Regions from separate parts of the Mus musculus genome. Here region 1 is linked to region 2. Evidence: chromatin loops called from intact Hi-C (ENCODE). Cell type or tissue: left cerebral cortex. All regions are shown on one strand.

Region 1 (5,000 bases), 390 kb after region 2:
AAAGTCTGAGGCTCCTTAGTACCTTCTCTAGTATGAACTGTTCAGCCTGCCCGCAAGTTGTAACTACGCAGGCGCCAAGACAGCCAACCAAGGAGGCTGCAGATCGGGTGCCAGAAGCTCTAGAGAGCTTCAGGGCGGAGAGAGAAGGAGCCAATGGCTGGAAGGAGGGAGGGTGGGAGCTCCCGGTCTCGGGGAGGAGGCGCTAGAGATGGGGTGAAGGGGCGTTCAGGGGCTCCGCGGGTCTAAGTCCTCCTGGGCTGCGGAAGTTGAGCAACCGGGAGGCGGGCTTAGGGCCGGAAGCAGGAAGGAGGGCTCAGGACGCAGGGCGCCGCTGCCAGCCTTGCTGTCGGCCGGTGGGACTGTCAGTGGCCAGAGCAGGATGGAGAAGCTACGGCTCCTGAGCCTCCGCTACCAGGAGTATGTGACTCGTCATCCAGCCGCCACGGCCCAGTTGGAGACGGCTGTGCGGGGCCTCAGTTACCTGCTGGCAGGTGCCACACTGACCTTTGACCCATTTCTTGGGGACTCTGACCCAGGAACCCTATGGCTCTTTGCCTGCTGACCCAGGGTAGTGGTCGCGGTGCTTCAGTTCTGTCTGGGTTCCTGTGGCGTAGAGGAAACTAGAGAACCCAAAGCCGCAGGGTAAAACAGACGCTCACCAACGCCTTCTATACCTTCTTCCCTAGGTCGCTTCTCCGATTCACACGAGCTGTCTGAACTGGGTAAGTTGGACTCTGGGCTGGGGAGGGAGAAGGCTTCCAGCGGAACCTTGATTGAAGGTCCTGAGCTTCCCTCTAGATCAGCTGTCCATCGCCCAAGACAGTTGGTGTCCCCAGAGTTGGGCGACCTGTGAGGGCTCTGACTGGCTTCTCACTCCTGGTTTTGCTTAGGATTAAGCAACTTTCCTGACCTTGCTAGTTCATCAGACCTATGAGTATGAGAAGGGCACTGTTGTTCTGTCTAGCTGAAGGAATACAAGTTCAGAAAAGTCCTTGATGTCAGGACCAGTGTTCAAGTGCCCCCACCTCCCTGCTGTAAGGGCTCTGTTTGCTTAGTGGGGGTAGTGAAGATCATGAAAGGATGAGGGGGATTTTGAAAGGTAGGTGTGATGTAGTCCTTCAGGGGGGACCATCTGAAGAGAGCAAAGATGAGTTGGTGGGACCACACATTTGGCTGTTTGGAACATGACAGGCAGTTTTGAGCAGCTCAGTAACCAGTGCTGTCCAGCAGAGCAAGGGCTGGCTTGTCACTCCAATCAGCTCATTTCTTACTGGCTCAGATGTCATCATGGAGAGAATGGGGCTCTGAGGTAGTGGGCGGAGAGGCTTGTTGGTTTCCACACAGTCTGTGGGTAGCTGTGATCGGTAGGGCTCTGGGGTAAGGGTGAGAGGGGTGAAGGCCACAGCAGGGCCGGCCTCTCAAGACCACAATCTGCTTCTCAGTGTACTCTGCCTCGAACCTGCTGGTGCTGCTCAATGACGGGATCCTGAGGAAGGAGCTTCGAAAAAAGTTGCCTGTGGTGAGAACTTTGCCAGGAGCTGGGGGTGGGAAGCTCAGGGACTTGGGAGGAAAACAGTAATGACCAGCACGTGTGGTACATGTCGTTGTCTCAGAGAGTGAGGCATGCCCACATGAGCCGCAGATCAATTGTTGGTAGTCTCATGCATGAAGTTTCTTTTCTTTTCTTTTAAAAAACAAAATAAAACAAACAAACAAACAAAAAACAAGGCTGGGCAATGGTGGTGCACGCCTTTAATCCCAGCACTTGGGAGGCAGAGGCAGGCGGATTTTCGAGTTCAAGGCCACCCTGTTCTACAGAGTGAGTTCCAGGGCAGTCAGGGCTACGCACAGAAACCCTGTCTCCAAAAAACAAACTAAATCCTACAGATGTCTTTTTTTTTTTTTAAGGTTTATTTATTTTGCATATATGAGTACACTTTAGCTGTCTTCAGACACACACCAGAAGGGGGCATCCGATTCCATTACAGCTGGTTGTGAGCTACCATATGGTTGCTGGGAATTGAACTCAGGACCTGTAGAAGAGCGTCTCTCCAGCCCTCATGCATGAAGTCTTAGAGAGCTAGAAAGGCCTGTCCCAGGCCAGCCAGCCTGGTAGCAATGGATTTGGTATTGAACTGAGGTGTTAGGCTTAGAAAGGAGGAGGCCCCCACCTGCTGGAGCAGCCTGCTTTTTCTAAGACAGCACTTGGGGTAGAGAAGCTCCCTGACCTCTGGGCTTCTTGCAGTCGCTGTCCCAGCAGAAGTTGCTGACATGGCTGAGTGTACTGGAGTGTGTGGAGGTGTTCATGGAGATGGGGGCTGCCAAGGTGTGGGGCGAAGTAGGCCGTTGGCTCGTCATTGCTCTCATCCAGTTGGCCAAGTAGGTTGGGTTGTGGAGGGCAGGACTGAGGTGGGGTGACCCAGTCCAGCAATGAGGTGCTCAGCAGAGCAGCCTTGCTACCTGCTTTCTAACCGCTTTCCCCTAACTGCCATAATCCCCACCCCAGGGCCGTCCTGCGCATGCTCCTGTTGATCTGGTTCAAGGCTGGCATTCAGACATCACCCCCCATTGTTCCACTGGACAGGGAAACTCAGGCACAGCCCTTGGGTAAGCTGCTTCTCTCCCAGGAGTGGAGTGGGGTGTGGGACTGCTCTGAGGCTCTGCAGCACATTTCCTGTCAGCTCAGTACTCCCATTTATTTATTCTATAAGAAAGAAGAAGGCAAGGTTTGGAGAAAATGAGAACTTAAACTTGGGAGTTTATTTGTTTGAGCTCCTGCCGGTCAAACCCAGTGTCTTGTACATGCGAGTCGAGTGCTCTACCACTGAGCTTCACTCCCATCCCTGAACTTGGGACGTGTGCAAGAGTCCTTCTTTTCTGTTGTAGGCTACAGGAACTAGGGATAGCGCACCAGCACAAGGTAGGTGTCCTGCCAAAATTGTCTTGGGCCTGGTTCTGTATCATGAACCGTATCCTCAAGAGGCAGGGCACCTGGCTGCTCTGGGCCCCTCCGTCAGCCTCCAGTCTTCCCCCTTATTTTGAAAGGGGACAGTGATGTGAACTTGACCACAAGAGATCGAGAGAATGCAGCCTCACAGTCCTATAGCCCCGACAGATGTTGATGGGGTGGGCCCTCCTATCCTTCCTTTAGTATCTTTAGGCTCTTGGTTGACTGACTGTGCGTGAGGATGGCCTCTTCCTGGGCCAGGGTAGGTGCCAGAGTGCTTCCCTCTATGGAAAGATTTTTGCCAAACCACGGTCTCTGGGTGTGATTCCCTTAGTTCAGCTGCTGCCTGAGGCCAGGCTCTTGTGCTCTGTAGATCCTCAAGCATTCACTGTACACATGTTCTCTGCAGGCTCTGCTAGGAATGTGTCCCTCTTACATTATGTCCTGTTTATGCCTGCTAGATGGTGACCACAATCCGGGCAGCCAGGAGCCATCATATGTGGGGAAACGGTCACACAGAGTGGTGCGAACCCTCCAGAACAGTAAGTGGAAGATGTAGCTGGACTGGGCACCTAGGTGCTGAGGTCAGTGTGAGCCCGTAGGACTGGCTTCTGTCAGCACCCACTCTGGCTCCTGGCTCACTGACCTTGTCTTTATATTCTAGGCCCATCCCTGCACTCACGGTACTGGGGAGCCCCTCAGCAGCGGGAAATTCGGCAGAAACAGCAGCAGGAGGAACTGAGCACACCCCCAACACCTCTGGGGTTGCAGGAGACCATTGCAGAGTCTTTGTACATCGCCCGGCCCCTGCTGCACTGTATCCTTAGCTGTGCTGGTGGCGGGCTGGGGAGGAGCTGAGCTGGACCCTGCACTGCAGATATCCTTGACATCTTGACCGTCAGTGCTCAGCCTGGGCTTATGGGGTCAGCGATCGTGGACACCCTGGCTACTGTCTGGTGTGGTAGATATGACTAGGTGAGAATGGGTGAGGATATGGAGTTCCATGGGGCTCTCTGCTTGCTGTGTGGCTTTTTCTTTCTCAGAGTCATAGGTCATCCTTGTCCCTATGTCCCTTCCCCTACAGCCTGAGTCTCCTGAGTGACAGGAAGAACTTGACCCGGAGGGAGCGGCTAGAACTGAGGCGTCGCACAATCCTGCTGCTATACTACCTGCTACGCTCACCGTTCTATGACCGCTTCTCTGAGTAAGGATAGCCTTCCTCCCATCACCAGGGTATTCCGTGCTGCATGGAGAGGGCTGGGGTCTGCTGAGTAACTGCTGGCTCTGGTGCTATTTAGCCTCCAGAGCCACATGGCCTGCCCTCAAAGGGGACAGGCCAGTGTGAATTTTCATACTTGGTGTTGAGAGACTGCTGACAGCAGGGTACAAGATCTGCAGGGCACAGTTGGTGCAGACTGCCCCTCTCCAGTTCTTTTCTCCATGGGACATCCACTTCGCAGAGCAGGCGCTATGCTTCAAAGGGGCTGGGCAACTAAGCAGGCCTCCACTAGACTGTTACTGCTGGGCCCACCCAACACTGATCAACTTTGAGGATCAGAGCCCCTGCATTAGCCAGAGAAATCTCTGAAAAAGGCCTGCCAGGGCACTATGACATATGGTGGGGTGTCTGAGCAGGAGCTGGGCTCATGTCCTCGCCTGTAAACAGGGACAGTGTTGGGGCCCGGCTGATAGGTTTTATAGCATGCGGTAACCGAATGTGTTTGCCTGTGCTTGATATATAATGACGTGATGTTAGGTCTTGTCCCCCCGAGGACTGCTGGGGTTCAAGCCGCAGGCCTCAATGCTAAGCACATGAACCACATCTCCAACCCGCCCCAAGTTCTCCTGTGGAAATCCCCTATCTTAAGCCTCTCTCTGAGGCAGAGGGGACCTTCCCAGACCCCGCCTACTCTGAGCATTGGCTGGTGAGGTTTCTGTGTAGTTCTGCTCTTTCACCAGCTTCCTTCCCTCCGGAAACTTCCAGGGTACAGACCTTGCTCTGAGTGGCCCCTAGGAAGCACTGTTGTTGAATACCAATGGTAGGAAGGTAGAA
Region 2 (5,000 bases):
GGCCTCTACCTCTGAAAGCCATGCTAATCTTTGCTGTTCCCTATACTCTTGCTGTTCGTGGCCTGTCTTTCCCCTCATGTCAGGAGCTATTCCAGAAGGCAAGGTATATGCTCACTGTAAGGATGGCAGTTTCTGGAGTCTAGAAATCAACATGAAGCCAAGATGTGCACCCTGGCTCACACAACTAGCAAATGCAGAGCCGGCTGTGACTGATTCTGAAATGAACCACACCGCACTCCATTGGGGTGGCACCCACATCACAACTACCATGCTCCCCAGGGGTAGGCACTCCCAGCAGAGTCCTGACACCTGCTGCAGGTCCCCTGTGCCTCAGCGGCTTTCTTAACACTGTCACATCAGAAATGACTGAAGACTGACACTCACTTGCTGTCCCTAGAACACTCTGCCGCCCACTAAGTCTGCCCTCTCCACATCGCTGCGCCAAAGGATCTCAGAGAGGCAAAGAATCTGGTCCTCAGGCTGGAGAGATGGCTCAGCAGGTAAGAGCACTGACTGCTCTTCCAGAGGTCCTGAGTTCAATTCCCAGCATCCACACGGTGGCTCACAACCATCTGTAATGGGATCTGATACCCTTTTCTGGTGTGGCTGAAGACAGCTACAGTGTACTTACATATAATAATAAATAAATCTTTAAAAAAAGAGTATAGAATGAGATAATGCCAACCCAAATCTCTTATAAATATTTATTTTTAATTTTTTTAATGTGTATGAATGCTTTGCCTGCCATTGTGTCTGTGTACTACCTGGGTGCTTGGTGCCTTCGGTGACAAGAATTTGGCATCTCATCCCCTGGAACTGGAGTTGCAGGTGGCTGTGAGCCACCATATGGGTGGTTAGGCACCAAACATGGGTCCTCTAAAAGAGCAGCCAGTACCAAGCCATCTATCTCTCCAGCACTCCAGACTTTTTGGAGACAGGGTCTCACTAATGTATCCCTGGCTGGTCTGGAACTCCTCATGTAGACTGGGCTGGTCTTGAACTCATAGATCCACCTGCCTCTGCCTCCAGAGTGCTGGGATTAAAGGTGTGAGTGCAGCTGATATGGCTTCTCTCTAGTAACTGGCTAACACCCAGAGTTTGGAGGTACTTACTCTGACTGGCTGCATAGACACTGTCAGCTGCGATAGGGTCTTCTTTCACAGTCATTGAGCCGGAAGAGAATGCAGGAAGGCAGGGCACAAGGGAGCCCAGCACCAGAACGAAGCACAAGGCTGCCACCTAGTAGTAGACAGAGCAGTCTATTATTAGTCGGATCTGGGGCAGGGCAGGCCTACAAGACTGGCCACTCCCAACTCTCCTCACCCTAAAGCATTGGACGCAAAAGGCTCAGTTTCCCCCAAATGCCTCCCCAGAGCTGGCTGCTCTCTTGGAAGCAGACACAGGCTGTTCAAGTCACCTTTAATCCAATCTAGTGACATGAAAGGGACCAGAGACCAGAGGGCGGGGTTCTGTGTGGTTTCACCTATAGAGAAATCAGGAAAGGAAGAAAGGGGAAGGGGGGAAGGGGAAGGGAGGGTTGCAACTGTGACCAGGGAGAAGGACACATAGCCACATCACCTTCGCAGCCTGAGCCTGAGAAGGAGCCAAGGGCCCCGGGGAGCTCCAGCGAGGCCCTGCCCTTAGAATGTCAGAGGCAACATGTGCTTACCAGGGAGGACAGACTAATGGAAGAGAGCCACTCAGAGGCTGAGCCTGACCTAGGTGTCCCCTCTAGCCTTGGGGACCCTGAGGGGGGCTCCTTTATTTTCTCCCTATCACCCATCCCAAGAAGAATCACACTCCTTGAATCTATAGAAGCCACTTTTCCAAGGACCTGCCTTTCACTAGATTTAGCAGCATCAACCTCACATCTATTAGAACTGGCCTGGACAGGTCACTGGTCCCCTCAGACTCTGCTCACTGTCCTGGAGAGCTAGCCTCAAGAAGAGCTTCCCCCTGCTGCCTTATGCTAAGGAGTAGCACCTACCATGAGGCAGGTGCCGGTCTGCGTGGCTGCCATCTTGTACGGTCTGGAGATCTTGCTGGTGACCAGAGTCTGGAGTTTCTGCAGCTGCTGGAGCAGGGTCCTGAGGAAGGCACAGAAGTCACCATGGGGACTCAGGTACAGCAGCCATGTCTGCATCCTGGCCTCTCCTGAGGAGCCCTGGCTGGCTCCTGACTGGGCCTCTATGCTTTGGTGCCCATTGTAGTCAAGATATAAAAGGTCACCTCCTGGTAGGCTTTCTGCAGCCTGGCTTGGGTCTCGGGGACCTGACTCATGGTGGGAAGCTGGGTCATCCTGTAGAAGCTTAGGGGTGCCTAACTCTTGCTCCTGACTTCTCAGGAGAGGATGGATTTCCTTTTCTTATGCAGCACCAGTCACAGAGATATTGACTCTCCTCCCTTGCACCCCACAGCACCCTGATTCCACAAGAAAGACACTTGACATAGTGTGTAGTGCAGTCAGTAAATGGGCCATTGTTTATGTTCATTTATTGCTGTTTTACCATTATCACAGCACCTGTAGCACATTAGCTTTATTTGGGGAGTTCCATTGTTGTCTCAGTTGCTAACTGAGGGCAAGAACTAGGTGCTGCCCAGCACAGAATCCTGGTTAATACTGCACTTCTCCACCCAGCAGTGTTCATGCAGTTCCTGAAGTGGACAGCAGGTGGCGCAATAGTCTTAAAACAGATTTTTAAGGGCAGAGGTAGCGAGGTGAAGTTTGAAGGCTCCGCCCCTACCCCATTCCTGCCTGAGAAGCTGGGTCTGAGAAAGGAAAGGAGAAAATATGTAGCAAGTTCTCCTGAGGCCTGGGAAACAGAAGGATGCCCAAGTACATAGGAAGTTCATGACTGAGCTACAAAACAGAAAAACCCTGATTTCAAAAATTGAGCACTCAGGTTAGGCTAGGTGGTGCACGCCTGGAAGAAGCCTTGCACTGGGCCAGGCAGCCAGAGGGGAAGGAGGATCAGGAGTCCAAGGACAGCTTCAAGGGCATCATGAGTTTGTGGTCAACCTGGCTACACAAGAACATGTTTCAAAAAGTGACAGGGGTGGTTAAATGGCTCAGCACATACAAGTACTTGCCAGCAAGCCTAATAACCCCAGTCCCGTCCCTGGTACCTATGGGTGGAAGGAGAGAATTGACTACTATAATTTGCCATCTAACCTGCACAGGTAACAGCATGGTGTGCACACACATACTCAAAAAATAAACAAACTAAAAACTTAAAATATGTAAACAGACAAAAACTAAAAACATAGCAAGGGAGCTTAGCGAAGTGGTAAAGTGTTTGTGCGGTGTGTACAAGGTCCTAGGTTCAACTTTCAGCTAGCAAGGAGACAGTGTTAGGATTCTACTAAATACTGTTGCTTGTGTGACTGTTATTACTCCTAGAAAACAGTATGGATTCATAGCCCAGGACACAGAAGGCAGTGTCCTGTGTTAGGATTCTACTAAATACTGTTGCTTGTGTGACTGTAATCACTCCTAGAAAACAGTATGGATTCATAGCTCAGGACACGATCTAGAATCAAGAAGAAAGCACTCTTTAATGCCACAGATCATTTTGGTTTTGGTTGTGTCTTATAGAGTTTCACATCAGTCCCGTTAGCCAGTTGCTGGTGTCACATCACTGTCACCAAGAATACTGAGGCCCAGAGAGGCTCACAAGAAACAGTAGAGTCACAGACAATAGCAGACCAGAGCCAGAACCCAAGGTCCAAATCTGTAGTTTTATGCTACAAGCCAGGTGCCATGCTGGCTTCCTGAGACTCATGCTTCTCAAACCCAATGTAATGGACCCATCCAGGGTACTTGTTAAAGTGCAATTTGAGAGCTGGCTTAGCAGGTACAGTGCTATCACCCAAGCATGAGGATCTGAATTTGTATCCCCAACACCCATGTAAAAAAAGCCAGGCATGAGCCAGTGGCTCACCCCTTTAATCCCAGCACTCAGGACACAGAGGCAATGATCTCTGTGAGTTCGAGGCCACTCTGGTCTACATTAGCAGCTTCCAGGGCAGCCAGAGCTATATAATAATAATAATAATAATAATAATAATAATAATAATCACCTTGTCTCAAATTAAAAAAGAAAAAAAGGAAGGAAGGAAGGAAGAGGTGAAAGGAAGGAAGGAAGGAAGGAAGAAAGGAAGAAAGGGAGAAAGGAAGAAAGAGGGCTAGAGAGATGGCTCAGCGGTTAAGAGCACTGACTGCTCTTCCAGAGGTCCTGAGTTCAATTCCCAGCAACCACATGGTGGCTCACAACCATCTGTAATGGGATCCGATGCCCTCTTCTGGTGTCCCTGAAGACAGCTACAGTGTACTCATATAGATAAAACAAATAAAATCTTAAAAAGTTAAAAAGAAAGAAAAGAAAGGCTGGCTGGGTATGGCTGCCACAGTCCTGGTGTGTTGGGAGGAGGGGGGCAGTGGACACTGGACACAGAGCCAGCTCAGTCAGCCACCCAGTGAGTGTCAGATTCAGAGAAGGATCCTGTTTCAGATGATAAGGTGAAGAACAACCAAAGAGGATGCTGGATGTTGACCTCTGCATACTTACGCACGCATGCACACACGCATGCACGCACATACACACAATGTACATTCTGGCTCAGCAATCTTAGAAAAGTCCTGAAATTCCTGATTTCTCACAAGTTCTCGGGTCACATGGGGAGCTGGCTTTGAGTGGCAAAGGTCTTGGCCATCAGATTTAGTAGTATAGGAATTGCTCTAGGGACATACAAAAGTATTGATTGAAGGGGCTGGCAAGATGGCTCAAGGGTTAAGAGCACTGACCACTCTTCCAGAGGACCTGGGCTCAGTTCCCAGCATCTATATGGCAGCTCCTAATTGTCTGGAACTCTAGTTTCAGAGGATCCAACACCCTCTTGTGGCCTCCATGGGTACTGCATGCACATGCTGCACAGACACACAGTAGGCAAAACACTCATGCACATAAAACAACAAACCACAGCAACACTGGTGGCAGCCA

The links. Hi-C counts contacts between places; a loop is a spot of excess contacts. Peaks named below come from ENCODE experiments on the same cell type or tissue, not always from the same donor. Only the 100,000 strongest peaks of a DNase experiment are listed, where the experiment ranks them.
Region 1: it touches region 2 in a loop (2.1-fold over the local background); 1 of 42 quality-filtered maps calls a loop at or near these places.

The regions. Positions count from the first base shown.
Region 1 is chr2:92,375,185-92,380,184 of GRCm38, forward strand. It overlaps Pex16 (peroxisomal biogenesis factor 16), which reads left to right and starts at 55. Exons shown (of 11, transcript NM_145122.2): 1 at 55-491; 2 at 687-722; 3 at 1,443-1,519; 4 at 2,246-2,379; 5 at 2,507-2,607; 6 at 3,409-3,489; 7 at 3,612-3,764; 8 at 3,850-3,922; 9 at 4,032-4,151. The coding sequence starts at 380. In left cerebral cortex, a CTCF peak has its summit at 1,961 (motif pointing right); a DNase peak (open chromatin) is centred at 142; H3K4me3 peaks cover 1,382 bases; H3K27ac peaks cover 792 bases.
Region 2 is chr2:91,985,049-91,990,048 of GRCm38, forward strand. Creb3l1 (cAMP responsive element binding protein 3-like 1) reads right to left here. Exons shown (of 12, transcript NM_011957.2): 9 at 1,988-2,087; 10 at 1,113-1,239. Among named protein-coding and RNA genes, the nearest start is that of Creb3l1, 37 kb to the right of the region's middle. In left cerebral cortex, CTCF peaks have their summits at 1,238, 2,669 (motif pointing right) and 4,904 (motif pointing left); DNase peaks (open chromatin) are centred at 1,230 and 2,674.